4 separate regions of the Homo sapiens genome follow, and all the other regions are linked to region 4. Evidence: read pairs that join two places in POLR2A ChIA-PET (ENCODE). Cell type or tissue: OCI-LY7. All regions are shown on one strand. Region 1 has its middle 9.9 kb from the start of LINC01120. Region 2 holds the start of CCDC74A (coiled-coil domain containing 74A). Region 3 has its middle 13 kb from the start of MZT2A. Region 4 has its middle 52 kb from the start of CCDC74A.

Evidence for each region. ChIA-PET counts read pairs that join two places held together with the same protein. Peaks named below come from ENCODE experiments on the same cell type or tissue, not always from the same donor. Only the 100,000 strongest peaks of a DNase experiment are listed, where the experiment ranks them.
Region 1: POLR2A ChIA-PET joins it to region 4 with 7 read pairs; 1 of 35 experiments calls an interaction of 5 or more read pairs at or near these places.
Region 2: POLR2A ChIA-PET joins it to region 4 with 5 read pairs; 3 of 35 experiments call an interaction of 5 or more read pairs at or near these places.
Region 3: POLR2A ChIA-PET joins it to region 4 with 8 read pairs; 2 of 35 experiments call an interaction of 5 or more read pairs at or near these places.

What each region holds. Positions count from the first base shown.
Region 1 is chr2:131,408,770-131,416,769 of GRCh38, forward strand. No RefSeq gene overlaps it. Among named protein-coding and RNA genes, the nearest start is that of LINC01120, 9.9 kb to the left of the region's middle. RefSeq lists a silencer at 5,112-5,358. In OCI-LY7, CTCF peaks have their summits at 4,574 (motif pointing right) and 4,773; a DNase peak (open chromatin) is centred at 4,572.
Region 2 is chr2:131,520,665-131,528,664 of GRCh38, forward strand. It overlaps CCDC74A (coiled-coil domain containing 74A), which reads left to right and starts at 7,224. Exons shown (of 8, transcript NM_001258306.3): 1 at 7,224-7,556. The coding sequence starts at 7,307. It also overlaps the pseudogene SMPD4BP. RefSeq lists enhancers at 920-1,644, 7,363-7,412 and silencers at 7,083-7,162, 7,233-7,312. In OCI-LY7, a CTCF peak has its summit at 7,409; DNase peaks (open chromatin) are centred at 7,166 and 7,784; H3K4me3 peaks cover 1,426 bases; H3K27ac peaks cover 1,048 bases.
Region 3 is chr2:131,501,060-131,509,059 of GRCh38, forward strand. It overlaps the pseudogene SMPD4BP. Among named protein-coding and RNA genes, the nearest start is that of MZT2A, 13 kb to the left of the region's middle. In OCI-LY7, no CTCF peak of the experiment used is centred here; no DNase peak of the experiment used is centred here.
Region 4 is chr2:131,576,173-131,584,172 of GRCh38, forward strand. No RefSeq gene overlaps it. Among named protein-coding and RNA genes, the nearest start is that of CCDC74A, 52 kb to the left of the region's middle. In OCI-LY7, CTCF peaks have their summits at 4,223 and 4,422; DNase peaks (open chromatin) are centred at 1,879 and 4,239; H3K4me3 peaks cover 4,277 bases; H3K27ac peaks cover 4,541 bases.

The sequences.
Region 1 (8,000 bases), 170 kb before region 4:
TCCAGACACTCAGGAATCATTTGTTCAGCTTGTTCTATATGCTGGAAACTGTTGCAGGGATGGATATATGCAGTCCTTGTCCCAAAGCAGCTTATGACTCCAAGAGCAAGGGATAGAATATGAACATGTGTCTTTGGGTTACTTCTAGGGGTAAGAATGAGTTCTGTGGGCAGATGCATACAGGAAGTGGGGAGAGGGAGAATGAGATACAAACTATCCAGGCAGGAGGCATTGCAGTAATCAAAGTGAACTATGAGAGAAGCCTGGGGTGTTGTAAAAAGAAAGAAACTTTGTCATAAGTGGAATGATCAGACAAGTCTTAGAAGGCTGTATTGCAGCCACAGTTCTGACTGGCTACCAATCAGAAGAAGAGGGAAATGAGAACTCTTCTTGGCTTGAGTACCTGAGTAAAGGATCTAACCATTCCCAGACAGGCGGCCCACAAGAGAGAAGCAGGTTAGAAGGAAATACCACGAGTTGTGTTTTGGTCATGTTAGGTAGAGGACATTTGAATGCAGAGTAAGTCAAACTCTTAGGGCAGGGGAGTCAAGAATGCTCCATTGCAGTGGTGTCAGCAAAATGGCAGGGAAGGCAGCTCTAAGCTCCCATCCTTCCATAGGAATGTTGAATAAACAACCAGACACTGTCAGAACCAACTTTGTGAGAACCGGGAAAATAATCAAAGGTGTACGGCAACTAAAAGAATGCTGGATCAACACAAAGGAAACTTAAAAATGATATGAAAGCTGTGTGGCATTTTTGCTTGTCCCACAAGTCCAGCTTGGTGATAGTCTTGAAGACGGCAGGCTGGATTCCCCAGGCTGGGACCCTTATCCCTGGTTCCAGAGAGGAGAGCAGATCTGATTCACAAATGATTATGCTTGTCTGTTTTAATCTTTCCAGAGGCTGTCTGAAGAAGGTATTCATCATCTCTGTTTTACCTGACCCAGAAACCATTCTGCTAGGAAAAACAGTGGGCATTGCTTGAAAACAGTGTTCTGTGGTTGAAAAACCCACAGTCACCTTGGGCTGGTGGGAATGTAAAATGGCGCCTCTTCTGGATCATCGTTTGGCAGTTTCTCAAAAGGTCAAACGTAGAATCACTATTTGATCCAACAATTCTACTCCTAGGTATATCCCCAAAAGAATTGAAAACAAGGATGCAAACATATGCGTGTACACTAATGTTTATAGAAAAAATATTCACAATAATCAAAAGGCAGAAACAACCCAAGTGTCCAATAACAGAAGAATGAATAAACAGTGTGATATAAACATAAATGGAATATCTAGCCATGAAAAGGAATTAAGTATTGATACATACTGCAACATGGATGAGTCTTGAAAACATTTTGCTAAATGAAACGTCAGACACAGAACACATATTGATGCTTTCACTTATATTAGGTACATAGAACAGGCAATTATAGAGATAAAAAGTAAATAAACAGCTTGGGGCTGAAGGAAGGGTGAAATTATAAGTTATTGCTTAATGAGTATAGAGTTTTAAGTTGATGAAATATTTTGGAGATAGTTTGTGGTGATGGTTGCAAACCACGTAAATGTCATTAATACCATTGATTTGTACACTTAAATTGCTGAAATTGCAAATTTTATACACACAACCCTGACATATTGCCAGGATTAAAAAAATAGTAACAAAAATAGTGAAATAAGGAAGAATGATTTCCTAGACAAGCACGAAAATCCCTTGTAAGCTAAGTCTACAAAGCCCTCTCCAAAATGATGCAAAATTAAGCTACTTTTACATTTTTAAAAGAAAATGCATGTAATCTTAACATCAAAACCCTTAACTAAAGTAAGCATTTCTGATCGGAGTGTAAATTAGTTCAACCATTGTGGAAGACAGTGTGGCAATTCCTCAGAGACCTAGAACCAGAAATATCATTTGACCCAGCAATCCCATTACTGGGTAGATACCCAAAGGAATATAAATCCTTCTATTATAAAGATACATGCAGGTGTATGTTCATGGCAGAACTATTCACAATAGCAAGACGTGGAATCAACCCAAATGCCCATCAGTGACAGATGAGATAAAGAAAATGTGGTACCTATACACCATGGACTACTATGCAGCCATTTGCAGGGACATGGATGGCATTGGAAGCCGTTACCCTTAGCAACTAATGCAGTAACAGAAAACCAAACACCGCATGTTCTCACTTATAAGTGGGAACTGAACGATGAGAACACATGGACATATGCGAGGGGAACAACACACACTGGGGCCTGTCAGGAGATTGGGCAAAGGAGAGCATCAGGAAGAATAGCTAATGGATGCTGGGCTCAATACCTAGGTGATGGGATGATCTGTGCAGCAAACCAACCCGACACACATTGACCTGTGTACCCTGCACATCCTGCACATTTGTACCCCTAAACTTAAAAGTTGAAGAAAACAGGCCGGGCGCGGTGGCTCACGCCTGTAATCCCAGCACTTTGGGAGCCCGAAGCAGGTGGATCACGAGGTCCAGAGATCGAGACCATCCTGGCTAACACGGTGAAACCCCGTCTCTACTAAAAAGAAAAATACAAAAAATTAGCCAGGCGTGGTGGTGTCGGGTGCCTGTAGTTCCAGCTACTCAGGAGGCTGAGGCAGGAGAATGGTGTGAACCCGGGAGGCGGAGCTTGCAGTGAGCCGAGATGGCACCACTACACTCCAGCCTGGGCGACAGAGCGAGACTCCGTCTGAAAAAAAAATTTTTTTTGAAGAAAAAAGTAAGCCTCTAATAAAGCTCTTAAAGAGATATTTTAAAATAAAGGAATTTTTTTAAACAAAATATAACAATAACAGCAAGCTCCCTAATCTCTTTCCTGGGCATCTCTGACCTGAGAGTCCTGCTGAACCCCCAGCTGCTCCCCCAGGCCACCCCACAGCCCCCTTAACACTCCAGCCTGTCCGTCATGTTCAGAAGGAGCTGCTCAATCAGTCCTGGTGTCTTTCTCAGCCCCTTCCAATTCTCTTTCTCACCTTTGGCCTAACCAGCAGTTCTGAATCCTGGAATGAGTTGGGTAGAAAGCTGTGCTTGCTCACAAGTTACTGTTTTTGACCCTGTCACAAATGTTTGTTCATTATGTAAATGTTCTGTGACTGCTTACTTGCTCAATCAGGCTGTCTATAGATAAAGAAAAAGGCCCATCTCCCTGTTCTGATTTGTGTGCAAAACTCCCAATATGGAAACTGGTAACTGCTTACTTAGAGATTAATATACAGCACTGTCATTTATTTTATTATGCAATCTTTATTTTTCTAGAACTTTGAGAAGATAACACATAAGTTCATATTAACATATAATCAAAAGACTTAATGTATATAAATGCACACAACATGCAACAAGATAATTCGGGGAGGAGCATGGAATGTGGAGAAGAAGACAATAGGAGAGATCAAATAAAGCCAGGAGTAGAGTTAAATACAAATGCATATACTGCCTATTTAAAATGGGTCGAAATTTTGACTCTAAACTTTCTTGCAGAAAACTCTGAAAAGCTGGCATATACATTTATATAATTTGCAAGCTGCAGGACAATGCAGGCTGTGTGCCTAACTCCCTGATGGTAAGATAATGCAGATGTCCCCAGTGATAGGAGGTAGTAAGCCAATTTTGTTTTTGTTTTCTCTCTAACGATGTATTCTGAATGACGTTTTCTGCAGTGGCATGCTCTTAAGCCCATAGCTAGAGTAATATGCACTTCCCAGCATGTTAGCTGTGACACCCTCCTTTCCATTCCACTCAGGAGAACGTACTGGATTACAGACGAGTGAGAATAATGTTGAATGATTAACTTTCTTAAGTAATTTCTTAACTCTAACATTAATAAAATTAAGACTTACAGCCGGGTGCAGTGGCTCACTCCTATAATCCCAGCACTTTGAAAGGCCAAGGCAGGCAGATCACCGGAGATCGGGAGTTCGAGACCAGCCTGACCAACATGGAGAAACCTTGTCTCTACTAAAAAAAAAAACAAAATTAGCCGGGCATGGTGGAGGCTGAGGCAGGAGAATCACTTGAACCCAGGAGGCGGAGGTTGCAGTGAGCCAAGATCGCACCATTGCACTCTAGCCTGGGCAACAAGAGCCAAACTCCATCTCAAAAAAAAAAAAAAGACCCACAAACTTTGATCCTTCAGCATTAGTAACAGATTACTCTAATATTTTCATATTCCAACATAATGTTTGAGAAACATAATGTTTGTGAACAGCGTTAAATTATACAAAATCTAGTTATGTACATGGGAGTTATCAGTAAGGATATTTCTCAGTTTTTTTCCAGAATGCATTAAAAAAAAAGTAAATCAATTATTGGCTTCCTTTAGATTGTGTAGAGAAATAAGTACAGTAAATATCTCACTTCCCACACTTCCTTAACCTTCCCTGCTCCTGCAGGCTGAATATTATTATCTGCTGCTTTACATGGCCTGATAGTATTTGGGTATTAACAATATGATTGTGCACTGCTATTGCCTCAAGAGTGGTCCGGCTCTTTGAATGCGTTGGAAAAAACAAACAAAAACTCTCTTGAACGTGATACTGTATTTCACCAGCAGAGGGCAAGCTACACTCAGTTGTGCCTATATGTGACGAATTCTGTACAAAGATTTCGTACACAAGCCATAAAGGCCATTTCTTTCTAATTGAAGTAAGTAGCCAGAAATCTAATAATATCTAAAGAGATCGATCCGATTAAGCTTTAATTTGAGTTCATCTTGGTCTCAAGGGGATTGAATTTAGTGGGTGGAACACAGCAACAAAGAGGCAGACATGCAAGGACTGGGGTTGGCAGTACCTGGAAATATCTTCTTCCCCCTGGGGAAGAAAGATTTTAAAAGGCTGGAAAGTCACCTGGGCCTCAGCTTAGTGGGCTGGTCTTGAAATTTAGCTGGACTTTAGGCAGTAAAATCATGTCCTGGACCATTGTGGCTGAGGCAAGTAAAGACTGAAAAATCAGTGGAAAAACTTGGAGCTTGGGGCTGAGAACTGTCAAGAGATGAGATACCCATTTGGTGGGATGTGGGTCTGAATTCAGGGACAGGCTCAATAAGTAGGCAATGGGACCCCTGTGCAGGAAGCGCCTCTATCCCAACAGCCAAACAGATTAGGAGGATTTTGCTGGGATGAGGTCAATGTCTGCATGAATTCCCCCAGACAGAACAGTCTCTAGTACTGGCTCAGTCATGCACCTTGACCCTAAAGCCAGAGTCTGATGGCCCCACTCAGTCCCTCCAGCCCTGTTCCATGACAGGACACACAAAGCATTCTTGATTCAAGCCTAATGCTCTCCAGCACCTTCCTGGCATGCCCTGTGGAAAATGGACAGATTTTATAAAATATGCTGTCCTCTATTTGCAGCCCTCTAGCTGGACTGTCGTGGCCCCCTTTCTGCACACTGAAGGGGATCTCTGACACTGACACCTGTCGGTACTATGTCTCAACCTGCTGACCCATTGGAAGCTACTTTGGATGACCGCCAAAGTGGGACATTTTATGCTTTCCAAAAAGGGAGAAAATTGACTCAGGAATTGTCCACATGATTTTCAGCTCCTGAAATAATTCAATGACATAATAAATATTTTAAATGATTAGAGTTATTATGAAAATGTTAATGAACTTTAAAAATCCATCAGTTTGAATTAACAATGTTATTTTAGATTTCTTTTGGCACCATGATGAAATTTTATTTATAATACCATTTTTTTGGCTTAAGGTCTTTACATCTTGTTATATTATTCAAGTTCTCATAATTTTATGAAATTTAGAAATAGTTCTCCGATTATGAATCCTCTCTGTTAGCTAAATTTAATTGTTAGTATAGTATATTCTTTTCCCTTTTCTTTTCTTTCTTTCTTTTCTTTCTTTTTTTTTTTTTTTTTTTTTGAGATGGAGTTTTGCTCTTGTTGCCCAGGCTGGAGTGCAATGGCGCGATCTCGGCTCACTGCAACTTCCGCCTCCCAGGTCTGAGTGATTCTCCTGCTTCAGCCTCCTGAGTAGCTGGGATTACAGGTGTGTGCCACAACGCCTGGCTAATTTTTTGTATTTTTAATAAAGACAGGGTTTCTCCATGTTGGCCAGGCTGGTCTTGAACTCCTCACCTCAGGTGATCCACCTTCCTCGGCCTCCCAAAGTGCTGAGATTACAAGAGTGAGCCATTGTGCCTGGCTTCTTTTCCCTTTTCATACTACATCATTAAAGTGAGCCATACTGGCCACTATAAAGTAGTTCTCATTGAGATACTGCAGGTGCATGTTTTGGTTATAAAATTGTTCTCATATAAATATCACAACTAATATATTAGACCTATGCTGTAAAGGCAAAATTATACACTATGGCTTTGTTCTTGCCATTAATTACCTTTTTGAAAATATTTTATTACATTCTAGTGGAAAAAGATTTCTCTCAGGTAGCAGAGCAAATAAATACTGTAAGATCTATAGTGTGATCAACGTATTCTGTCTTCAATAAATTTGAAATAAAAAAGACATGAAAAGGCATGAAGACAAAAGTCCAAGGTTTAGGGATTAAATTGTGTGTGGCTGCCAATTACAGAAATTAACGGAGACATTTTGTTGCTTGACACTACTTTATAGATTGTGCTAGAAAACGTAGTGGTCAAATTTTAATGTTTTTATGATTGTCATACTGTGATGACTGTGAGAATGAGAATCACAACCTCCAACTACAGGACAGGAGCCATAATTGACAAGGGTTCTGTTATATCCCTGCACTCTGAAATTCATTGCCACCTTTGCAGCAAGACCACTCTACCTATGGGTTGCTCCCAGTCAGTGACTGAGCACACCAAGATACTTAGAGCTGCCCCTGGTAGATGAGGGATTCCTTTGACAGATGACTGGCTCAAGACTCCCAAACAGCCTTGCCAAACCTTCTTTGACATTGCGGCAATCCGGAATGCTTCCACCCAGCATTCCTTCTCTCTTCCCTGTCTCCTTCACTCATGGTGGACATCCATTGTGCTCTGATAGCTCTCCCAGCCCTACCCAGATCCGCCCCCCATTCTCTCTCATGGGCATTTTGCACATTTAATTCTGTTTTGGCATTTGCTTCTCCGAGGACCCAGGTGAAAACACATATGATCAAGGGTATAGTTTTCAAGTTAGCATGTCTAAATGACTTTAAACCAAACTACATTCTATATGTATCTCTGATAATATTTTTGTAGTATCTGATAATTATAAAAGCAACACATGTTCATTAGACAAAATACAGAAAACATGTAAGCCTTGCACTTTTTTATGCCAATGTTTTTTATGATCTTGAGTATTCAATAATGGCGGAAATTTATTTGTGTCACAGAAACCTGTCTTACCCTGGCATGTCTTGGGAACCACATTTAAAAGTCGGTTTTCATAAATTATTGGTAAAATAAACTCATACATCTACACTATGCAACTGTGCAATATAAACATACTGTTACGTTTCTTTATATGGAGAAATTTTCATGCTGCCTTACTAAGTTTAAACACTAAAACAGAAAGAAAGCCTGGGAGGATTCACACCAAAATGCTAACTTTGACATTTTGAGTAGCTACTTTGGGATTTGCGGTCTTTTTGTTTTATTTGCTTGCTTATCTCTGTTGTTTGAATAATAAAGGCGGATATTTCATTGCTATCCTAGGCTTAAGCATCTTCTTTAGGGTAGTTTAAAGTAGATACTCTTATCTTGGGTGCTTCATTCATCTGGAGAACATGGCATGCTTCCTTATCAGTTAAGTCACAAATTTGACAATTAACTGATATTGTTGGTTGACATGTCTTTGATTATGATGTAATACATATTTCAGGGAAAAATGCTTTTCAAAAGTATTTTCCATTAGGAAATATCATTAGTATTAGCGTATATCAGACTATAACAAGAAACAGAAATTTCATTATCCCATTGCTCTTTTTATGATGCTAAATAAGTAGTCCCCCTAGCAGCCCAGATTTATGTTACCAAAAAATCAGTACACTTTGGTTT
Region 2 (8,000 bases), 56 kb before region 4:
CTCAGCGCCGGCCTTTCCCTCCCTCTGCCAAGGACTCATGGCCAAGCCAGCTCTCGGGGCCTTTTTTCCAGTGCCCATTTGGCTACTCTGCTGCACCAAGCTTGGGAGCCAGCCTGCCAAGAGCCGCCTGGGCCTGGCCTCCCCACTGGCTGGCCTTGAGGTAGGCAGAGTGGGTTGTGGCGCCTCCTCTCTCTGTGTGGGACCAGGACGGTGGCTTAAGTCTCCACTCCAGGAAAGAATCAAAGTTTCTAGAGTTGTGAGAAAACCAGAGAGTGGCTCTCCTGATTCTTCACTCTGGGGTGCGTTCTTCATGTTCTCCCAGCTGTTCCAAGACTGGGCCGTAGAATTCCATGTTTCAGGAGCCTAAGACCCTCCCAGAGCCCAGGTGCTTCACCGCAGACCGCAAGCCATTGAGCACATCACCCAAAGCAGTGGCCAACATCGCGGACCCCTGTGCCTTGTCACAGATGGGTGCTGGTCCTCAGGCGTTGGGGACACTGCTGGGTCGATGGGGTCGGATTCTGCCAGTTTCTGCTCTGCAGCCAAAGATGGTCAGAAGCATTGTCACTTCAGTAACATCAAGTGCTCAAAGACATGGCAACCGTTCAGTGGTACTTAAGTATTCAAAATATACAACTACAGATTCTCTGACAGAAACCAGCACGGGGTCTTCACCTTCATTCACCCCACAGGCGACATGCGAGGGAGAACAGCATCTCAGTGGTGATTTCCAAACCAAGCCTTTGTTTTCGGTGTGGGGTTTTGGGGGTTTGCTTTAATGTTTTTGAAATTGTAAATGTTGGGCTTTGTATTTTGATGTAAACTGAGAATAATGGCATTTTAGGGCCTGTGACCAAAAATGAAGCTTGTAACGACCATGGATCTGAATAAACATGTCCTTGCTTCTGAGTCTTCTGGCACCTGGGCTCAGTCTCTAGGAGGTTCACCTATACAGAGTCCCTGAGCACACGGGGGCTGCAGAAACAACTGTTGGGCACCCTGTCGGCCCCTCCCCCCAGTGTCCACAGGCCTGGGCCTCTGGCTTCCTATGCTTTCCTCTCTCAGAGGCACAGTAGACTTTGCCCTGTCTTTACAAAAGATTCAAAAAGTTAGGCATGGTGGTTCACATGTGTGGTCCCAGCTACTTGGGACGCTGAGTTTGGAGGATCGTCAGGGTCCAGGAGATCAAGGCTGTAGTGAGCCTTCATCACGCCACTATACTCCAGCCTGGGTGACAGAGTGAGACCCTGTTCTCAAAGAAAAGCTGACCACCGGGAACATGTGCCGCCAAGTCTATGGCTTCCAGAAGCTCCAAGGATTGCGGGAGTTGCTGGGGGCTGAACTGTCTGGCCAGGAGTGGGGGGCAGGCAAAAACGCACTGAGAACCAAGAACAGCAAAGCTGAGTGAGGGGTCAGGGTCCTGGGGGCTGGGACCTGGACAGCGATGGCCACAAGGCCAGCTGGTGCTCAGTGGCTTCTGCCTGGGGAGCAAGGGCAGCAGCGGGCAGCTAGGTTCCAGCCACTTCCAGGTAGCAGGGTAGGGACCTCGCCAATAAAACGGGATTTAAATTTTGCCAAGAACTTTCACTGTAGAGAAAATGGGACTGCTGGGATGAGAGCAAAATGCAGTTGGTGGGGCCCGGCCAGGAGGCACTTGTGAGGGACTTCTGGGGAAAGACTGGAGTTGGAGCAACTCAGGGGAAGCAGTTCTGTCTGGGGCACAAGGAGGAGGGAGGCCAGGCTGGAGGCAGGAGCTCCTGCACATTCTCGTCTCCACCCCTGGATGCTTCCAGAGTGGTTTGGCCTAACTGCCACTGCCCCCGCCTCCTCAGCTCCTAGGATGCCCTTGACTTTTTGCCATTGGGCCACACTCCCCTGCTGACAGGCCAACTCCAGATGCTTTTCTGACCACGTGGCCCAGAGCCTCTGGCAGCGCAGCTTCAGGCTGTCCTGACACCACCCCTGCCCCTTGCACCTCCGCATCGTCCTCCTTGCCCCGAGGCAATCCCATTCCCTGGATCCCATTCGTGGCCCACTCCCACGATCTACCGCTAGGATATACCAGCGCCCCCGTGATCCGAGGTAAGTCAGATTCTGATCATCTTGTGCAAGCAACTCACAAGCAGAGGCCCTGTGCAGTCAGGAGAAATCTATACCTTTCCCCTTGGACATCCAAGAGCAAGTTAGATCCCCTAAAGGCCAGCTCTCACCAATAACCCTGACATTTCCAATATAAATGAGAGAGAACTCTCTGTTTTGAGACAAGGTCTTGCTATATTGCCCAGGCTGGAGTGCACTGCACCATGACAGCTCACTGCAGCCTCTTAACTCCTGGGCTTAAGCAATCCTTCCGCCTCAGCATCCCAAGTAGCCAGGACTACAGGCATGCGCCACCGCACCCTGCTAATTTTTAAATTTTTTTGTAGAGACGGGGTCTCACTGTGTTACCAGGCTGATCTTGAACTCCTGGGCTTAAGTGATGGGACCGCCTCCGCATCCTGAAGTGCTAGGGTTACAGGTGTGAGCCACCACGCTGGAGAGAGGCCTCTTATGTAGCCTTCACTGTAAAAATTAAGCTAGCTTCCCTTGACTCCCGAAGCCAGAATTCCTAGCATAATTTTCTCAAGTCACAAGGTGCCGAAATATATCTAATTATTTCCCAGTCAAGAATTCCTACTTTTGGCCAGGCGCAGTGGCTCACGCCTGTAATCCCAGCACTTTAGGAGGCTGAGGCAGGAAGATCACCTGACGTCAGGAGTTTGAGACCAGCCTGGCCAACATGGTGAAATCCCATCTCTACTAAAAATACAAAAATTAGCTAGTGTGGTGGCGCATGCCTCTAATCTCAGCTACTTGGGAGGCTGAGGCAGGAAAATCGCTTGAACCTGGGATGTAGAGGTTGCAGTAAGCCGAGATCGCACCACTGTACTCCAGCCTGGGTGACAGAGACTCCCTCTCAAAAAATAAATAAAAAATAAAAGTGATAAATTGGCAGCTGGCGCCAGGGACAGGCCATTTCTTGATGGGCCACACCTATTTCACTAAAGTGTTAATTGAATGCAGATTCCAGGGAGAATCAACTTCCCAGGCATGTGCATTAAGAGACAAAGTAGTGGAGTATGACCTTCCAGGGGCACCCCACCCGAAAACCTCAGATGGGCATGCATACAGTTTCCTAAACACACTGCATGTGTTTAGGAACTCCCAAGGGTAAGGAGGGTACTGTACATGTGGGCAGCCCACCCTATGGGAAGGATCATGGGAAAGGGGCTAGTCTAGAAAGTCCTAGGATCAAGGTTAAACACCACACTTGACTTTCATGTGCCCACTTAGGTCTCTTCCAAGCATACTTTCCTTTCTTTCCTGTTCTAAAGCCTTTTAAAATACACTTCCACTCCTGCTCTGAAACTTGCTTTGGTCTCTTTTTCTGCCTTATGCTCCTCAGTCGAATTCCTTCTTCTGAGGAACCAAGAATTGTGGTTGCTGAAGACCCATCCGGATTCACTGCCAGTGACTTGGACACCTTCCACTGCTAACACTATTAACTCGGACACCTTCCACTGCTAACACAATAACACTGGGTTATTGTGTTTATTTGGAGAGTAAGTATGGTTTAAGGAGATGTGTATGGGTGCCAGGTTGACAAGGGGTGGACTTTTGATGGTTAATTCTATATGTCAACTTGTCTGGGCCACTGGATGCACTCATATCTGGTTACACATTATTTCCTGGCAGGTCTGTAAGGGTGTTTTCAGAAGAAAGTGGCATTTAAATTGGTGGTGCAAGCAGCCATGCATACATTTCTGCAGTAGCTTCCCTATAGCTTGCAGGAACCAGAGCGGGCAATAAGAGCCCCATCCTCCAAATACTGGGGATCTGTGCTCTGATTGATGATGGCTGCTGTTGATTGTGAAAATGCAGACAAAGAGGCAGGCAGCCACTGCTGCAATCTCCACTGCTATGTTTGCAACGTCCCTCCTCAACCCTCACTGCCTCCCTGGGTACACACCTTCCAGGAGGTTTTTATGGATCAGCACCTCCTCCTGCCTTCATTTTTCTTTTCTCCTTCTTGGGAACCAGATGTTTAGGACTAGGACATTCAAAAGCAACCACATACCAGGCACAGTGGCTCATACCTGTAATTTCAACACTTCTGGAGGCTGAGGGAGGAAGAGAGCCTCAGTCCAGGAGTTTGAGACCAGTCTGGGCAACATAGTAAGACAAAAAAAAAAAAAAAAAAAAAAAAATTAGCCAGGCATGGTGGTGTGTGCCTGTAATCCCAGTTACTAGGGAAGCTGAGGCAGGAGGATGACTTGAGCCCAGGAGTTCCAGGCTGCAAGTGAGCTATAATCGCACCACTGCACTCCTGCCTGGATGAATTTCTCTCCACTCAGGATATCCTCCCTCCCAGCAGTAATATTGCTACCATTCATTCCAGCTGTCCATAAACCATAATTACTGAATACATGTTGCCATAATTTTTTTGAGCAAACTGTCATCTGTTAAAAAAAAATAAAGATTATATTTTATCTTAATTTATTCCTTCTCTAATGCACTTCCCTTTTTTTAGATCCAAATTTCCTATATCATTTTCCTTCTTTTTTTGAAACAAGGTCTCTCTGTGTTGTCCAAGCTGGAGTGCAGTGGTGCAATCATGGCTCGCTGCATCTCAGCCTTCTCAGTAGCTGGGACTGCAGGTGTGCACCACCATGCAGGCAAATTTTTTAGTTCTTTGTGGAGACAGGGTCTGGCTATATTGCCCAGGCTGGTCTCCAACTCTTGGGCTCAAGAGATGCTCCTGCTTTGGCCTCTCAAAGTGCTGGGATTACAGGCATCAGCCATGCACCTGACTTTTCATTTCTGTTGTGTTTTTGACTTCTTACATTTTCTTTTAGTTTTTTGAGACAGAATCTCACTCTGTTGCTCGGGATGGAGTGCAGTGGCAGGATCCCAGCTTGCTGGAAACTCCACCTCCTGAGTTCAAGCAATTCTTCGGCCTCGGCCTCCTGAGTAGTTGGGATTACAGATATAAACCACTATGCCTGCCTTTTTTTTTTTTTTTTTTTTTTTTTGAGATGGAGTCTTGTTCTGTCGCCCAGGCTGGAGTGCAGTGGTACCATCTTGGCTCACTGCAAGCTCCGCCTCCCGGGTTCACGCCATTCTCCTACCTCAGCTTCCCGAGTAGCTGGGACCACAGGCGCCCACCACCATGCCCGGCTAATTTTTTGTATTTTTAGTAGAGATGGGGTTTCACCGTGTTAGCCAGGATGGTCTCGATCTCCTGACCTCGTGATCCGCCCGCCTCGGCCTCCAAATAATTTTTGTATTTTTAGTAGAGATGGGTTTTCACCATGTTGCCCAGGCTGGTCTTGAACTCCTGACCTCAAGTGATTCACCCACCTCAGCCTCCCAAAATGTTGGGATTAGAGGTGTGAGCCACTGTGCTTGGCCAACTTCTCGCATTTTCTTTTCTTTTTTTTCCTTTTTTTTTTTTTTTTCTGAGATGGAGTCTTACTCTGTTGCCCAGGCTTGAAGGCAGTGGCATGATCTCAGCTCACTGCAACCTCCACCTCCTGGATTCAAGCAATCCTCCCACCTTAGCCTCCCAAGTAGCTGGAATTACAGGTGCATGCCACCACGCTAGCTAATTTTTGTATTTTTTAGTAGAGATGGGATATCACCATGTTGGCCAGGCTGGTCTTGAACTCCTGACCTCAAATGATCTGCCCAACTTGGCCTCCCAAAGTGCTGGGATTACAGACATGAGCCACCCTGCCTGGCCTTCACATTTTCTTTAGATTATTTCTTAGAATGTCTACTTCTCTGTTCCCATTATCAGTCTGTAATCTCATGTTGTCCACTTTTTCCATTAGAGCCCTTAGCATATTAATCATAGTTGTATTCCATTTCTTGGTCTGATAATTCCAACATCTCTGCCATATTTAAGTCTGGCTCTGATGTTTGCTGTGTCTTCAAACTGTGTTGTTTTTTATTATGCCTTGCAAGTTTTTGTTGAGGGCTGGTCGTGCTCAACCAGTAAATGGACTTTCTGTGTGAAGTTTTATGTTGGTCTGGTTAGGGGTTGCGCCATGTGTTCTGTTTGTTAACTGGAGGTGTCAGAGGCTTAAACCTCCTCTAGTGTCTTAGTTTTTGTCTCCCTGTTGCCTTTACGGTTTCCTAGAGATTTCTTGAATAAGCTCTGAGATGAGCAGTTCTTTCACTTGTATCCCCTGTTATTATACAGGAGCCCCGCTGATGTGGCAGTAAGATGTGGGGAAAGGAGAGCCAGAGCAGGCTGGGGTTAGCTATGTTCCCTTCCTCCAGGTTTGCTGGTATCTGGCAAAATTATGATTGGCCTGGCTGTGATTTTTTTTTTTTTTTTGAGGGCAGGCCTTGTAAAAAAAATAAGACTTCTTTTTATTTTTATTATTTTTAAATTTATTTATTTATTTATTTATTTTTTGAGACACAGTCTCACCCTGTCACCCAGGCTGGAGTGCAATGGCGCGATCTTGGCTCACTGCAACCTCCACCTCCTGGGTTCAAGTGATTCTCCTGCCTCAGCCTCCGGAGTAGCTGGGATTACAGGTGTGAGCCACCGCGCCCAGCCTCTTATTTTTAGGCAGCATCTCACTCTGTCACTTAGGCTGGAGTTCAGTGGTGCCATCATAGCTCACTGCAGCCTCGACCTCTGGGGTTCCAGCAATCCTCCCGCCTTAGCCTCCCGAGCAGTTGGGACTACAGGCGCAAGACACCATGCCCGGGTTTTTTTTCTTTTAATTTTTTAGAGACGGGGTCTCACTTTCCATTCAGGCTGGAAAGGATGCCTGGATGCCTTTTATTATTATTTTTTTAGACAGAGTCTCTGTCGTCCAGATTGGAGTGCAGCGGTGCGATCTCGACTCACTGCAACCTCTGCCTCCCGGTTCAAGCTATTCTCCTGCCTCAGCCTCCAGAGTAGCTGGGATTACTGGCTCCCGCCACTACACCCGGCTACATTTTGTATTTTTAGTAGAGTTGGGGTTTCGCCATGTTGGTCAGGCTGGTCACGAACTCCTGACCTCAAATGATCCGTCCGCCTCGGCCTCCCAAACTTCGGGGATTACAGGCGTGAGCCCCGGCGCCCAGCCCTGGATGCCTTGTAAATCACTACTCACCCAGGAAGAGCCAGCGACAGGCCCCGCCCCCGCCAACCGCCTCGCGCCTTCCGTCGCCCGGTTTCCATGGTGACGGGGCGCCAGGCTAGGGCGGCCTGGCCACTGAGCCGGGGTGCAGTGGCAGCGGGAGAGTACCTGGCGATGGCGATATGAGCGGTGCGGGGGTGGCGGCTGGGACGCGGCCCCCCAGCTCGCCGACCCCGGGCTCTCGGCGCCGGCGCCAGCGCCCCTCTGTGGGCGTCCAGTCCTTGAGGCCGCAGAGCCCGCAGCTCAGGCAGAGCGACCCGCAGAAACGGAACCTGGACCTGGAGAAAAGCCTGCAGTTCCTGCAGCAGCAGCACTCGGAGATGCTGGCCAAGCTCCATGAGGAGATCGAGCATCTGAAGCGGGAAAACAAGGGTGAGCCGGCGCGGGGCCCTAGGCCGGCCCTGCCTCCCCAGGCACACTCAACACTGCCGCTCCCGCAGCACAGAAACACAGCCATCAACTCCAGCACACGCCTGGGCTCAGGGGGAACACAGGACGGTAAGCCCGCCCTGCCACGCTGAGCTGTCCCCTCCTCCCAGAGGGAGACCCGCGTGGCCCCCGGGCAGTGCCGACCCTGTCTGCCTGTCTCGTAGGGCAGCAGCATTTCAGATGCTGACTCCGCCAATCCTCTCCTCTCCAAGCAGGGTCAGACACACCTCTGTTAAAAACTTTATAGAGGGGCCCGGGCGCGGCGGCTCACGCCTGTAATTCCAGCACTTTGGGAGGCCGAGACGGGCGGATCACGAGGTCAGGAGATCGAGACCATCCTGGCTAACACGGTGAAATCTCGTCTCTACTAAAAATACAAAACAATTA
Region 3 (8,000 bases), 75 kb before region 4:
CCTGGCCCTGAGTATCCTTTGGTGGCCCTGAGGTAGGGAGGCTGTGGGTGGCCCAGCACTTGACACTTGCGGGGGGTGTGGCTCATCAACCCTGCGTGTTTGCCCCTGACGCTGCTCTCAGATCCATTCGAGTATTACATATTCTTCTTTGCCTTGAGCCTCATCACTCAGAAGGTAAGGAAGGGATGCCTTTTGCTGGGAGAGGTGGGGCCACGGCCCAGGGCTTCCCTGCACTTGTTGGTGCTTGGTGGCCTGGCAGTGTCCAGAGCCCACGCTAACAACTAGCTTGGTTTTCCAGCCACTCCCTGTGTCCCTCCACGTCCGTACTTCAGACTGTGCCTATTTCATCCTGGTGGACAGGTACCTGTCATGGTTCCTGCCCACCGAAGGCAGTGTGCCCTGCCACTCTCCTCCAGCCCAGGGGGGACCAGCCCCTCACCGCCTCCCAGGTAAGGCTGCCCTTTGTTAAGACCTGGCCCTTCCATAAGGGAGTGGCCTGGTCACTTGCATCGCCCACGGGGACAATGTTGCCACCCTTTGTCCACGGTTCCCCAATTTTTCTTATGCCTCATTCCCCACCCCCAGCTGTCTTAGCACAGACTGGAGGGTGGGGTGTGGCGGGCAATCTGTCCTTAGTGTTCAGTGTCTTTGGCCATCACTGAAGCTATCAGGTCCCTGGAGGCCTCCACGGCCTGCATGGGAATGGGCTGTGTTGTGCATGGAGCAGCCCTCCCCACAGGCAGTGTCTGAGGCAGTGAGCAGGGTGGAAAGGTTGTCCTATGAGCAAAAAAAATGGAAATCTCTATGGGCCCCTGGAGCAGGTCTTGAAGGGGAGGCCCTGGGCCAAAGAGCCTGTTTTGCCAGTCCAAACAGGCTGAGCCTGATGCGTGCCTGCACAGGTCGGGAGTGTGAACCAGGGGCTCTCATGCCTGGCTGTCCTGGGTCCTCAGTGGGCACTAACGCAGGGCCTCTTGGCCGACTTCCCAGGAGACCCTCTTGCCCCAGCATCAGCTGCCTGTGCACCTCTGACCCTCCTTAATCTCACTGGCCTATTGCCTTCCCCAGGAAGCTGCATGCAGGCCCCTTCCTGCAAGTGCTGGCCCACCCCAGATCTGCTGTCATGTGTAAGGCAGGCCAGGCCTTTACGTACAATTCACGTGTGGACAGATTCCCCAGAGGGTGGAGGGGAGAAAGGGAGAGGCAGGGAGGAGATGCTGCCCAGGTGGCGGCAGTGATCAGTGACCCTGAAATGTTGCTGATCCTGTGGAGGACTTGGAGGTGAGGCAGATTCACACCCTCTTAGATGCAGAATTCAGCCGCCAAGCAGTTTTTGATGCCTGGTTTTTTTTGTTTGTTTTAACTTTTTGCGTTTTTTATTTTAATTTTTTCTTTTAGAAATCGTATATGTGGGCTGGGAGTGGTGGCTGACGCCTGTAATTCCAGCACTTTGGGAGGCCGAGGTGGAGGGATCGCCTGAGGTCAGGAATTCGAGACCAGCCTGGCCAACATGGTGAAACCTCATCTCTACTAAAAATACAAAAGTTAGCTGGGCATGGTGGTGCACACCTGTAATCCCAGCTACTCGGGAGGCTGAGGCGGGAGAATCGCTTGAACCCAGGAGGCAGAGGTCATGGTGAGCTGAGATCACACCATTGCACGCGCACGCGCACACACACACACACAACACACACGCACACAGAAGAGATCACATACGTATGGTTTGGGTTTATTTATTTATTTTATTTTATTTTATTTATTTATTTTTTGGAGATGGAGTCTCGCTCTTTCGCCCATGCTGGAGTGGTGCAGTGGCACGATCTTGGCTCACCACAACCTCCGCCTCCTGGGTTCAAGCGATTCTCCCACCTCAGCCTCGCAAGTAGCTGGGATTAGAGGCACAGGTCAGTGTGCCCGGCTAATTTTTGTATTTTTAGTAGAAACGGGGTTTCACCATGTTGGCCAGGCTGGCCTCAAACTCCTGACCTCAGGCAATCCATCCACCTCGGCCTCAGCGAAAGTGTTGGGATTACAGGTGTGAGCTACTGCGCCCAGCATTTTTTTTTTTTTTTTTTTTTTTTTTGAGACAGGGCCTGGCTGGGTTGCTCAGCCTGGAGTGCAGTGTTGTGATCACAACTCACAGCAACGTTAACCTCCTGAGCTCAAGTGATCCTCCCACTTCAACCTGCCAAGTAGCTAGTACTATAAGCATGCACCCCTACACCTAGCTTTTATTTTATTTTTTTGTAAGATGGGTCTTGCTGTGTTGCCCAGGCTGCTCTGGAACTCCTGGGCTCCAGCAATCCTCCTGCCTTAGCCTCCCAAAGTTCAGAGATTACAGGCATGAACCACCGTACTGGTCCATTGTGGGCTTTTGTTTTTTTTTTTGACAGGGTCTTACTCTGTTGCCCAGGCTGGAGTGCAGTGGCGCTGTCTCTGCTTCAAGTGATTCTCCTGGCTCAGCCTCCCAAGTAGCTGGGACTACAGGTGCCTGTCACCACACCCAGCTAATTTTTGTATCTTTAATAGAGACAGGGTTTCACCATGTTGGGCAGGCTGGTCTTGAACTCCTGACCACAAGTGATCTGCCCGCCTCGACCCCCTAAAGTGCTGGGATTACAGGTGTGAGCCACCGCTCCTGGCCTAGCCATTATGTATTTTTAAAGACAGTCTTACTCTGTCACACAGGCTGGAGTGCAGTGTCATAATCATCACTTGGTGGCACAATCATCACTCAAGCCAGCCTGTCACCTCAGTGCATCACCACAGCCAGCTAATTTAACTTTTTTTTTTTTTTTTTTTTTTGCAGAGATATGGGGATGCCTCGCTGTGTTGCCCAGGCTGGTCTTGAACTCCTGGCCTCAGCAATCTTCCTGCCTCAGCTTCCCAAGTAGCTGGAATTACAGGTGCAAGCCACCACACCTAACTTTTTATTTTGAAATAACTTCAGACTTACAGATAAGTTTCCACACATAATAAAAATAACTTGTAGGCCGAACACGGTGGCTCACGCCTGTAATCCCAGCACTTTGGGAGGCCAAGGCGGGAGGATTGCTTGGGGCCAGGAATTCGAGACCAGCGTGGGCAACGTTGGGAGACCTCATTTCTACAAAAAAAAAAAAAAAAAAAAAAAAAGCCAGGTGTGATGATGTGCAACTATGGTCCCAGCTACTCAGGAGACTGAGGTGGGAGGATCACTTGTGCCCAGGAGCAATGAGCTGTGAGCTGTGAGTGTGCCACTGCACTCTAGCCTGGGGTAACAGAACAAGATCCTGTCTCAGGGAAAAAAAAAAAAAAGAAACTTTCATAGACCCTTCACCCAGATTTCCAAATTGTTAACACTTTGCTGCATCTGTTGTTTTCCACCTCTATTGTATGTGTTTTTTTTCTCTAAGCCAATAGGAGTAAGCTACAGGATATGACACCCCTTGACCTCTTAATATTTCAGTGTATTTCCTAGAAGCGAATGCATTATCCTATATAGTCACAGTGCCTGTAACCACACCAGGAAGTTAGTATTGCCACCAGGCCTCACACTGTGTGCAGTGATGTTTCACAGGCTCACCCACTGTATATAGTGATATTTCTAGTCCCCTTCAGTCAGGAACGGTCCCTTGCCTTTCTGTCTTTCCTGACCTTGACCCCTCCAGAGCATGTGGCCGCCCCTTAGGCTGTCTGGTATTTGCTGGTGACTAGGCCCAGCATGGGCTTTGTTGGGAGGAGCACCGTAGTGGGACACCTGGTCCTTGCCAGGTGCCCTTTTATCACCGGGTTAAAAAGGTGCCGGTCAGGTTTTTCCATTGTAAAATAATTACTTTGTGCCCAGATTAAATAGTAATGAGGCTGGGCGTGGTGGTTCATGCCTGTAATCCCAGGACTTTGAGAGGCTGAGGTGGGCGGATCACTGGAGCTCAGGAGTGTGAGACCAGCTCAGGCAACATAGCAAAATCCCATCTCTACCAAAAATTTAAAAATAACCAGGTGTGGTGGTGTGTGCCTGTAATCCCAGCTACTTGAGAGGCTGAGGTGGGAGGATTGCTTGCACCCAGGAGGCGGAGGTGGCAGTGAGCCGAGATCATGCCCCTGTACTCCAGCCTAGGCTACAGAGAGAGACCGTATCTCAACCAAAAAAAAAAAAAAAAATTAATAGTGAGTGCCTGGGCAACATAGCATGACCTTGTTTCTACTAAAAAGAAAAACATCAGCCAGGCATGGTGGTGTTGGTCCCAGCTACTTGGGAGGCCTAAGTCTAGGAGGTTGAGGTTGCAGTGAGCTGTGATTGCATCATTGCACTCCAGCCTAGGCAACAGGATACGATCCTGTCTCAAAAAAAAAAAATTGATAATGAGAATTTACCAGGAAGATGTATGGAGACCATGTAATTATCAGTAGTATTAACATCCACTTTTGATTCTCCCCTTTATTCAAATTAATTTTATTTGCAGACAGGGTCTTGTTCTCTTACCCCAGACTGGAGTGCAGTGGTACGATCTCTGCTCACAGCAACCTCAACCTCCTGGGCCCAAGAGATCTTCCCGTCTCAACCCCCCAAGTATCTGGGACTACAGGCAGGCATCACCACACCTGGCTAATTTTTATATTTTTTTTTTGTGGAGACAGGGTTTTGCCCTATTGCCCAGGCTGGAAATTTCTTAATTATTTAGAAACAGGGTCTTGCTCTGTCACCCCAGGATGGAGTGAAGTTGGTACGATCATTTGTCACTATAGCCTCAACTCGTGGGCCCAGGCCATTCTCCCTCCTCAGCCTTCTAAGTAGCTAGTACTACAGGCACATGCCACCAGGCCCAGCTGTTTTATGTTTCAATGTTTTTGTGGAGATGGGTTCTCACTTTGTTGCCCAGGCTGATCTCAAATGCCTGGCCTCAAGTAATCCTCCTGCCTTGGTCTCCCAAGGTGCTGGGATTACAGGTGTGAGCCCCCATGCCCAACCTCACTATTGATTCTTGACCAAATCAGCTATTAATAGGGCGGTTACCAAGTGGTGGTTCTCTAACTTATCCCTCCTTCATTGATTAGTGGGTCAGTGGTCACTCTGCGGTAAGGAAGACTTCTCTCTTTGCTATTTATTTATTCAGGTATATCAGTGTGGATCAGGGGGCTGGGGGGGAGGTATGCATTGTGCTATTGAACAAGTTGTAATCTCTCCCTGCTCTCGTTGATTTTGATATCCAGATTGCCCCTGGCTAGGCCAGCGGGAGCCTGTAAACTCGGGCCTGTTTCTGTGTCTCCCTCAGGACACCAACCATGCCCTTTGCTTCCTATGGCCTCCACCACACTAGCCTCCTGAAGCGACACATCTCTCATCAGACGTCTGTGAATGCAGACCCCGCCTCCCACGAGATCTGGAGGTCAGACACTGCTCCAGGTGAGAGTTGAGCTGGTCAAAAGAAACTGTTCAGCCAGCTGGGCATGGTGGCTCATGCCTATAATCCCCAGCACTTTGTGAGGCCGAGGTGGGCAGATCATCTGAGGTCAGGAGTTTGGGACCAACCTGGCCAACATGGTGAAACCATGTGTCTACTAAAAATACAAAAATGAGCCGGGCACGGTGGCAGGCGCCTGTAATTTCAGCTACTCAGGAGGCTGAGGCAGGAGAATCACTTGAACACAGGAGGTGGAGACAGCAGTAAGCTGAGATAGTGCCATTGCACTCCAGCGTGGGTGACAGAACTGGACTCCATCTCAAAAAAGAAAAGAAAAGAAAAAAGAAACTGTTTAGCCACCTTCCACTATGTGGGGCAGAGTCCCAGAGGCGGCCCCTCAGCCCGGGGCTGATTCTAAATTGTTGGTATTTTCCTGCTGTGACATTTAGAAAACATGAAAGTAAATCTGCCCACCCTTCTAACTTGTATGTCATTGATGGCGTTTTTCATCCCAGGATCCCCTGTCCATGGAAGTTGTTTCGTTTTGCCTGTGGTGAGGCAAAATTGTTGCAGAGGCTTTTGGTTTCCATGACACTGAATGGTGAGGGGTCTGTGCAGCCTCCACAGGCCTTCCATTGATTCAGGGGATCCAAGTAGTAGGTGACAGATTTCCTTGTCTGCCCAGAGGGGCTCCAGCCTGTCAGGATGGTATGGGCTGGCTCACTTCCTGAGTGCTGGTCAGCTCCCAGGTCCTGGCTGTGTCTTCTAGGCACACATCAGAGAGATTCAGCAGGTGCCGCTTCTGACGCTGGATCCTGGGGCTGACTTGGTAGCCACAGCCTTGCTTTTGACAGCCTGACATGTAGATAAGATAGGATTCTATCTCCCATCTTGTATATAACTCCTAGTATTTGGGGTGCTACACTTTTTGAAGCCTCCATACCGTTTCACAGCATCCTCGCAGGGTGGAATGGTAAGAACCGTTGCCCCTGTTCACAGAGGGGACCATGATGCCCAGATGGCTCTTGGCTGTGTAGACCGTGGGCTGTGCTGGCCATGAAGAGGGCAGAAGATCGTGACACAGGGCTTATAGGGCAGAACTGGAAGGTTCTGCTGTTCCCTGGACCAAAGCATTTTTTTTTTTTTTTGAGATGGAGTCTCCCTCTGTTGTCCAGGCTGGAGTGCAGTGGCTTAATCTTGGCTCCGTGCAACCTTCACCTCTCAGGTTCAAGTGATTCTCCCGCCTCAGCCTCCCAAGTAGCTAGGATTACAGGTGCCCACTGCCATGCTCAGCTAATTTTTGCATTTTTAGTAGAGATGGGGTTTCACCATGTCTCCAACTCCTGACCTCAGGTGATCCACCTGCCTTGGCCTCCCAAAGTGTTGGGATTACAGGCGTGAGCCACTGTGCCCAGCCCTTTTTTTTTTTTTTTTTTTAAATCAGAGTCTAACTTTGTTGCCAGGCTAGAGTGCAGTGGTACAGTCTTGGCTCACTGCAGCCTCAAACTCCTGGGCACAAGCAATCCTTCCACCTCAGACTCCCAAGTAGCTGGGATTATAGGTGTGATGCCTCACCACACCCAGCTAATTTTTGTATTTTTTGTAGAGACAGATTTTCACTATGTTGGCCAGGCTGGTCTTGAACTCCCAGCCTCAGGTAATCCACCCACCTTGGCCTCCCAAAGTGCTGGGATGACAGGGTTGAGCCACCATGCCTGTTGGTTGCCTTTTTACTCTATCAATAGTATTTTTTCATGCTCAAGAGTGTTGATTTTAATGAAGTCTAGTTGTCTATTTTTTTTCCTTTTTGTTGCCTGTGCTTTGGGCGTCATATCTAATTAATCATTGTCAAATCTAGTGTTATGAAGTTTTCTCCCATGTTTTCTTCTGAGAGTGTATGGTTTTAGTGCTTATCCTCAGGTTGCTTACCCATTTTGAGTTATTTTTTGGCGATGGTGTGAAGGAAGGGCCCAGCTTCGCTGTTCTGCACATGGAATGAGTTCCCAGCTCTGCTTGTTGGAGACACTGTCCTTTCCCCACTGGATGGTCTGGCACCATTGTCAAGAATGGTTTGACTAGCTAATGCTTTTTTGCAGGTTTTTGTTGAAATGTGGCTTCATCACTATTCGTTGGAGATGTATCAAAAAATGCAGTCCCCTCATGCCAAGGTATGTTTCCACAGTTTTTCTTCCCACCTCCTGCTTCTGACCCTGCTCAGCCTGCTGCTTCTTATCCTGCCTCGGAGTGAGTTTTCACAGGCTGGATGGTGGGAAGCAGAAACCCACCACCCACCTGTCACTCAGAAGCCGAGTAAGAAGTGGGCATCATTCTCTAGTTTCCGGTGGCGGGCAGGGGGCATTGCACACTGACGTGTAGACACTTGAGGCCTGGAAGTCTGGCCTTTCCGGGGCCCTCCCTGTGCAGCTTCCTGAGCCCCCTCCCTGGCAGCGGGAACAGATGAGGTTGTGGTGCTCTTGCTCTGGGGGTGGGGGGAGCTGCAATGCCTCTGGGAGCCACTTTCTCGTCTGTCTCCTTGACCATCAGCAGTCTTTGTGCTTTCCCACGAAGGGGTGGCCTGGAGCCTTCTTTGCCTGCTCCCCCTACTCCCCCACCTCCTCC
Region 4 (8,000 bases):
TCAGGTTCCCTGCTCGGTTTTGGATGGATCATTTTAGTACTGTTAGTGTGTGGCATATTTTCTGTAACAACCCCTTAGCTGATAGGTGATTCCTCAAAACGTTCTCCCAGCCTTTCTCTTTGGGCTCATTGTTTCCTTTTCCTTGCAAAAACTTCACTTTGAGGTAGCCATGCGTGTTTTTTTATGGCCAAGCATTATGGTTCATGCCTGTAATCCAAGCACTTTGGGAGGCCAAGGTGGGCAGATCACTTGAGCCAAAGAATTTGAGACCAGCCTAGGCAACATGGCAAAACTTCTTCTCTACAAAAAAATATGAAAAATTAGCCAGGCGTGGTGGTGTGTGCCTGTAGTTCCAGCTATTCAGGAGGCAGAGGTGGGAGGATCACTTGTGCTGGAGAGGTCAAGGCTGCAGTGAGCCATGATCATGCCACTGCACTCCAGCCTGAGTGACAGAGTCCCTGTCTCAAAAAAATTTTTTTAATCTCTTTAGTAACATTCATTTCAATAAGAGTGAAATGACATCTGAGTTTGGTTTTGAAGTACTTTTTTTTGATGAATAGTGATGTTGAGGACCTTTTCTCTGACCTGTTAGTTTTATGTCATCTTTGTAGATATCTCTATTCAAGTTCTGTGCTCAATATGAGTTTGGATATGTATTTTATGCTATTTAGTATTGCTTTTTTCTGTGTACATGTTTGGTAACAACAATTTGTCACTTCTACGATTCCCTCAAATTTCCTAACAATTTTTTTTGAGACAGAGTCTCATTCTCTTACCCAGGCTGGAGCACAGCGGCATATCAGGGATTGTGAGTCCTCCAACTTAGTTTCTATTTCTCAGGGTTCCTTAGACATTCAGGGCCATTTCCATGTGATCATTAGCATTGTGTATTCACATTTCTTAAATTTCTGTGCATAATAAAGTATATAATTAGAGAGTCTGCTGGGACTGTTTTTCCTCTGGGACATTTTGGTAAATGTATATTTTTAGTAATGATCAAATCAGGGTACTTGCTCTATCTGTTCTCTCATACAGGTATTATTTCTCTGTTGTGATAACATTCAAATTGCTCCCTTCCAGCTTTTTTGAAAAATGTCCTATTTTGTTAACCAGAGTCACCCAGCTGTGGTATAGAACACAAGAATGTATTTGTCCCAACTAACTGCAACTTTGTTTCCATAACCAATCCTTCCATCTCCTCCTTCCCCTCTCCTCAGAAAACCACTACTGTACCTTTTACTTAATGAAGGCAAAGTTTTTGGATTCCATATAAGTGAGATGAATTTGCTTGTTTTTCTATGCCAGGCTTATTTTATTTAACAATATATTTTTCAGGTTCATCCATATGGCTCCAGAGGAAAATTATATTATTTTGTTATGGATGAAGAGTATTACGTTGTGCAGATATACTGCAGTGTCTTCATCTCTTGATGTGTGATTGGGTAGGTAGGTTGATTCCATATCTCCTATATTGTGAATAGCGCTTCTTTTTTTTTTTTTTTTTTTTTTGAGACGGAGTCTCGCTCTGTCGCCCAGGTCGGACTGCGGACTGCAGTGGCGCAATCTCGGCTCACTGCAAGCTCCGTGCGCTTCTTAAAGCATGGGAAGGCAGATAGTTTTTTTACGGAACCAGCTGCCTTTGCTTTAAATGCATACCCAGTGTGAGAAACTCCCAAGTTTTTTTCACAGTATATACACCAACTTACATCAACATCAGTAGCATATACGAGTTTCCCTTTCTGTAAGTCTACACAGGTTGCTGCCATCCAAAATTTTTATTGCTGTTTTGGTAATACTCATTCTCAGTGTAGTTTGATGGCATCTGATATCAGAGTGTGATTCTGACTTACATGTTTGGAGTGATTAGTGATGTGGAGAATCTTTAGTTTCACCTGTGAATCAGTTTCATGTCCTTTGCAGAAGTGGTTGCGCAGGTCCGTTGCATATTTTTAGCTTGTGTATTTTTTAAAAATCTTTTCCCCACTTAGTAGCTTTAGTGTTTGAGTATGTTAGATAGCAACCCCTTCCAAAATTACGATTTTCCACAGTTTTCCCCCAGTCATCCTGTCCGCCAAGGTAGAATACTTTCTCTTTGGGATCATGTTTTCTCCCCCATGCAGAAGCTCTAAAGCGTTGGTCTCACAGGTTTATATTTGCTTTTGTCAGCATGGATTTCTGTGTCTCATGAGAGAGACAGAGAGAGAGAAAAAAAGAGATGGCAAAGTCATTGTATTTTCTATGGGTATTTTCACCCTAAGCGAGAACATGTGGTATTTGGTTTTCTGTTCTTTCCTTAGTTTGCTTAGCATAGTGGCCTGCAGTTTCATCCTTCTTGCTGCTGAGAGCACGAATTTTTTTTTAAGCTGTGTAGGATTTTGCGGTATCTATGTACAACACTTTAAAACATCTAATCAACTGTTAAGGGGGGACATAGGTCGATTTTATTTTATTTTTTCATGTGAATAGCACTTCCAAGAACACATCCATGCCTGTGTCATTTTGAAAGAAGGATTTATGATTTATTTTCCTTTGTGTAGATACCCAGTTATGCGATTGCTCATTTGGATGGTATTTCTAAGTTCTTTGAGGAACTTCCAAGCTACTTCTTATAGTGGGAGACTAGTTTTTATTCCTACCAAGAGTGTAGCAGTGTTTGCTTTCCTCTGCTGCCTTGCCACCATGTAAATGCTTGGACTTAGGACAAATGGCCATTCTGACCGACTTGAGATGGTATCTCAGTGTGCGTGTGAGTTGCATTTCTCTGATGATGAGTGATGTTGATGTTTTTTTCTTGTCTATTGGTCACTTGTACGTCTTTTTTTTTTTACAAGTATGTCTCCATGTCTTTTTGCCCATTGTTTGATTATTTGTTTTTCTGCCTCTTGATTTTTTTAAGGTCATGTTAGAGTCTGGCTATTAGACCTTGGTCAGAAGCGTAGTTTGGGAACATTTTCTCCCATCCTGTAGGCTATGTTTTTACTGTGCTGGTGATTTATTTTGCTATCTGGCAGTGTTTTAGTTTCTTAGGCCCAACTTGTCCATTTTGGTTTTTCTTGCTGTTGTTTTTAGGGACCAAGTCATCTAAATTCTTTACCAAAGCCTGTGTTGAGAAAGGTATTTCCTAGTTTTTCTTGTAGGACTTGTATAGTTTGCGGTCTTCTGCTGAAATCTTTCATTCACCTTGAGTTAGTTTTTGCATCTTGTGAGAGGTGAGGCTCCAGTGTTGTTCATCTGCAAGTGGCTAGACACTATCCCAGTGCCTTTCATCGCACAGTGAGCCCTTTCCACGTCTGAATTTTGGTGTTTCAAAGGTCAGATGGTTGCAGGTATGTGGGTTGCTTCTGGGTTTCCTATTCTGTCTAGGTGGAGGTGGGTCTGTAGCTTTTCTGTGAAATTTGAAATTGGAGATCGTGGTCCATCTGACATCGTCTGGATCTCCCAGCATGGCTTTGGAGTTTCAGAGCATTTCGTGGTCCCATGGGAATTTTAGCATTCATTGTTTCTTCACATTGCTTTCAAAAAACAAAATCGACCCATCCTAAAGGTGTACAAGTAGAGGGTAGAGTGGAATATTTGGATCCATGCATGCATCAGATAGTGATGAAATCAGGGTATATAGTGTCATTTTTTGCCTTGTAGAGTGTTCCTGTCTTTGAGTTGAGGAGAGCCAGAACTCTTCTTTCTGGCTGCCTTGAAAACTATCCTCTGGTAAAGTTTTCTCTAGTCACCCTGCTGAGGAATAGAACAGCAGGTTTCATTCCTCTTACGCAGCATGTCACTTTGTACCTGTTTCCTATCCCCACCCGTGCCCAGCCTTCTGTTCCAACCCTGGCAAGCACTGTGGTGCTTTGTAGGTCTATGTGAGATTAAAGGGTCTTAGATTCCCCATGAGTGAGGTAATGTGAGGTTTGTCTTTCTCTGCTTAGTATTTCATTTACCATAATGTGTGTTTCATTACCTAGTGTGTTTCATTTACCAGGTTCCACCATGTTGCCGCAGATGACATGATTTCAGTACCTGTGTCTGGCTGAAAAGTGTTTGTTTGTGAATGGATATTGTGGTTTCTGGATCTCATCCTCTGTGGGTGGACAGGTAGGTTGATTCCTTATCCTGGCTATTGCGACTGGTTCCACAGGCAGCATGGGAAGGCAGATGTGTCTTCTGTGTACTGATGACGTATGCTACCAGTGCACACCCAGTGGTAGCGCGGCTCAGTGAAATGGTCGTTGTATTTTTAGTTTTTAGAGGAACCTCCAGGTGGCCTCTGTAGTGTGCGCACTAATTTACCTTGTCAACAGTTGTGGACAAGAGAGCTCTCCTCTCTGGAAATTCACAGCAACATTTGTGGTTTCCCTTCTTTTAAGATATATGAAGTTCTTTGTAATACTCTTTCCTTTGAGAGGGACACGATATCTGAGTCTTGTTCTGATTTTCATTTTTCTTATGATTAGTGATATTAACTACTAGGTGTTAAGTACATTTGTTTTCAGTTTTAGGTGTTCTTTGCAGAAAAGACTCTTTGGTTTCTTTGCCCAATTTTGGTTTGCTAATTACCTTCTCTTTTCTGCTAGTTAGTAGTGTTAGTTACTTACACCTTTTCTAAAAAAAATCTCCTTAGCTGTGTTTTCCCCTATACCTTTCTTATCATCCGTTGGATGTTTGTTTCTTTTCATTCATTGTTTTCATTCTTTCTTTCCCCCAAGCCATATAGTCTGATGAGTCTGATGCAGATTCAGGGGTGTGCAGTGTTGTGGTTTTCCACTACATTGGTTACTGATGAAATAAAGGACATTCACTAGCATACCAATCTATTGTGAGTTTTGCTTGTTTGTTGTTTGTATTTTCTTTCCCCCATATTGTTTTCATTTTCCTTTTTGCAAATTGTAAGCATAGATCCAGGTTGGCCCAGGTATCCACACACCATATACTTTCTTCTCAGAGAGTGATAGTTTCAAGTTTTGGGTATAGGTCTTTCATTCATGTTGAATAGATGATTGTGAATTTCACACAATAAGGACCCTATGTTGTTATTTTGCCTAGGGATATCCAGTTCTCAGAACGCTGTATTGGACAGACTCTCCCTTCTTGTGGTGACGTTTGTGGTTCTTTCTAAACATGTGCTTAGGCTATACCAATTTGAACTTACTCCTAGGCACCTTCATTGTGTCCCCTGGTCTGTGTTTCTCTGCTAAGGCCTATCACAAATCATCTGGGTAACTAAAGCTTTGGGAAGTAATTTAAAGTGGAAGCATGTGATGGCTCCACCGAGTTTGTGTGTGTAGGAATCTGGGTAACTAAAGCTTTGGGAAGTAGGTTAAAGTGGAAGAGTGTGATGGCTCCACCGACTGTGTGTGTAGGAACTGCTTTGGGAGTGCGCGGCACTTCATTGTCCCACAGGACTTTCAGAAATATGTTGTGATCCTATTTGAAAACAAAAATTTCACATGGTCTATGCTTTTACTTTAAGGGCGCAAGGGACCATTTGACATATGGATCAGTGCTGTTGTGATCAAATTACAGGACCTCGTGTCTCTGTTTCAGGCTATAGTGAGGATTTCTTGGTGGAGAGAGTATCCCGATCACCCCTTCCCGCTATATTGAATATCATGCTAGGAGACTGTTAAGCCTAGTCACCCTGCTAAGCTGTAGAACACCAGAATTCTTGCCATTCATCTGAGCGTCACTTTGTAGCTGTTTCCAAGCCTCCCCTCAGCCTCTGGTACCCACTATTGACGTTGCTCCTTTGTGAGATGCATTTCATTAGATTCCATGCGCGTGAGATCGTGCTGTGTTTGTGTTTGTCTTCCTCTGCCTGGCTCATTTCCTTTGACTTAATGTCCTTCAGCTTTCTCCACCTTGCTGGAAGTGACCTGCTGTCCAGAAGTTTGATGGCTGAGGAGTATACCATCGTGCATGCATCTTTCATTTCCTGCATTTCTTCCTCCCTGGATGGACAGGTAGGTTACTTCCATACCCTGGTTATTGTCCGGAGTACTTCATCAAACACGGGAAGGCAAATATCTCCTTAAGTTACAAGGTTCCTTGGCTTTGCTGGTATACCCAATGTTGGGATGGCTACGGGAACTGGTAGTTGTATTGTTGTTTCAGAAACCTCCTGCTGTCTCTCCCAGTGGGTATACAAATTTGCATTCCTACCAATAGTGTGTGAGAGTTTCTCTGTCTGCAAATCTACACTGCCCTTATCTTCAAAAGGTTTTATTGCTGTTCCTGGTCATACTCGTTCTCTGGGGAGTTTGGCAGTATCTGAGTGTGGTTGGGATTTGCATTTAGGGGATGATTACTGATGTGGAGGAACTTCTATTACCCGCGAGTCTGTTGCAGGTTTTTTCAGAAATGCCTATGCCAGTCTTTTGGGCAATTTTAGCATGTGTATTGGTTTTTGTGTTTTTGTCCACTTGGGACCATTAGTTTCTTGAATATATCAGATAAGAAGCCCTTCCAGATCCACAGTTTTCCATAATTTTCTCCCAGTCTGTGGGATGTCTTCTGTTGGGTTCACTGTTTTCTCTCCAGTGTTGAAGCTATGTGAAGCTCTGAAGTTGTCCTTAGTCTCACATGGTCACATTAGCTTTTGTTAGCGGTGATTTCTGTGTCCCTTTGAGAAGAAAAGCAAGATGGCGAAGCCATTGTATGGTCTATGGGTATTTGATTCCTATGTGTTTTCTGTTTGTGGCTTAGGTGCACAGGTTCAAGTTTTCCCACACTAGACATGCACCCTATGTGTTTTCCTTGGAGGTTTTGGTTTCACAATTGCCCTTTAGTGTTCAGTGGATTTTGTGTCGCTTTTTGTGTCTTGTGTAAGGGAAGGGTTTATTTCAGTCCTTTGCATGTGACCCCCCAGTTTCTTCAACCATTGTGCTTTTGGTGTGCTTTTGGGGGAAAAGCAAGAATCCTATGGATTCAGTGTTTATAATTGTGGGCTGATTATTTGGCTCCTTCGTTGTGTCCATTTGGTTATCTTTCTGTGTTCATGCCACTAATGGATGGATTGGGCCACTGTAGGCTTTTTCTTTCGTTTTGTGTGTTTTTTTGTATTTTCTTCCTTTTTTTCTATTTCTATTTCCAAAACTGGGTTTTCTAAAATGATAGCTACTTTTATTGTGATCGAGGGGTGGACGCCTGCAGGTTCATTTCACTACATGGCTATATAGCAGACTTTGTATGCTTGAGGTCCTAGCGTACCCATCACCCAGGCGGTGAACACAGCACCAGTTGGATCATTCTTCCTCCAAGGCTTCCTGTCTCCCTCCTTTTTCTGTCTGGTAGTACCCAGCATCTGTTGATTTCATCTTTACGTTCGTGTGTATTCGGTGTTGAGTTTCTGCCTGTAAGTGAAAACCTGCGGTGTTTGGTCTTCTGCTCTTGCCTGAGTTCGCTTAGCAGAGTGGCCTGCAGTTCTGTCTGTGTTGATGCTGTGGGCATGATTTTGTTTCTGTGTTTGATTTTCCTTGGTGGCTTCTTAGTATTCTGTGGTGTATAGGTATCACATTTAAAAACATCTCATTTTCTGTTGTTGGGCATCTAGGTCAGGTCCACGTCTTTATTCCTGTGAGTAGCACTCCCGTGAACATGCAAATGTCTGTGTCTTTTTGATAGACACATGTATTTTTCCCTTGGGTGGATACACAGGGTTGGATTGCTGGGTCGAAGGGTATCTCTGCTTCCTTTCCCTCTTTGTTGTTGTTGTTGAGAAATCTTGAAACTGCTCTCCACAGTTTGAGACCTAGTTTGCATTACCCCAAGAGTGTAGCTGTGTTTGCTTTTATCTACTGCTACACAAATATGTTTTGTGTTTGGACAAATGGCCATTCTGACTGGTGTGTGATGGCACTGGTACCTCATCTCTGATGATTAGGGATGTTGAGCATTTTCTCCTGTCTGTTGGTCTTTTTTAAGTCTTGTTTTGACTAGTGTGTTTGTGTCATTTGCCCATTTTTTACTTGTGTTATTTTTCTGCTTCTTGATTTAGGTAAGGTCCT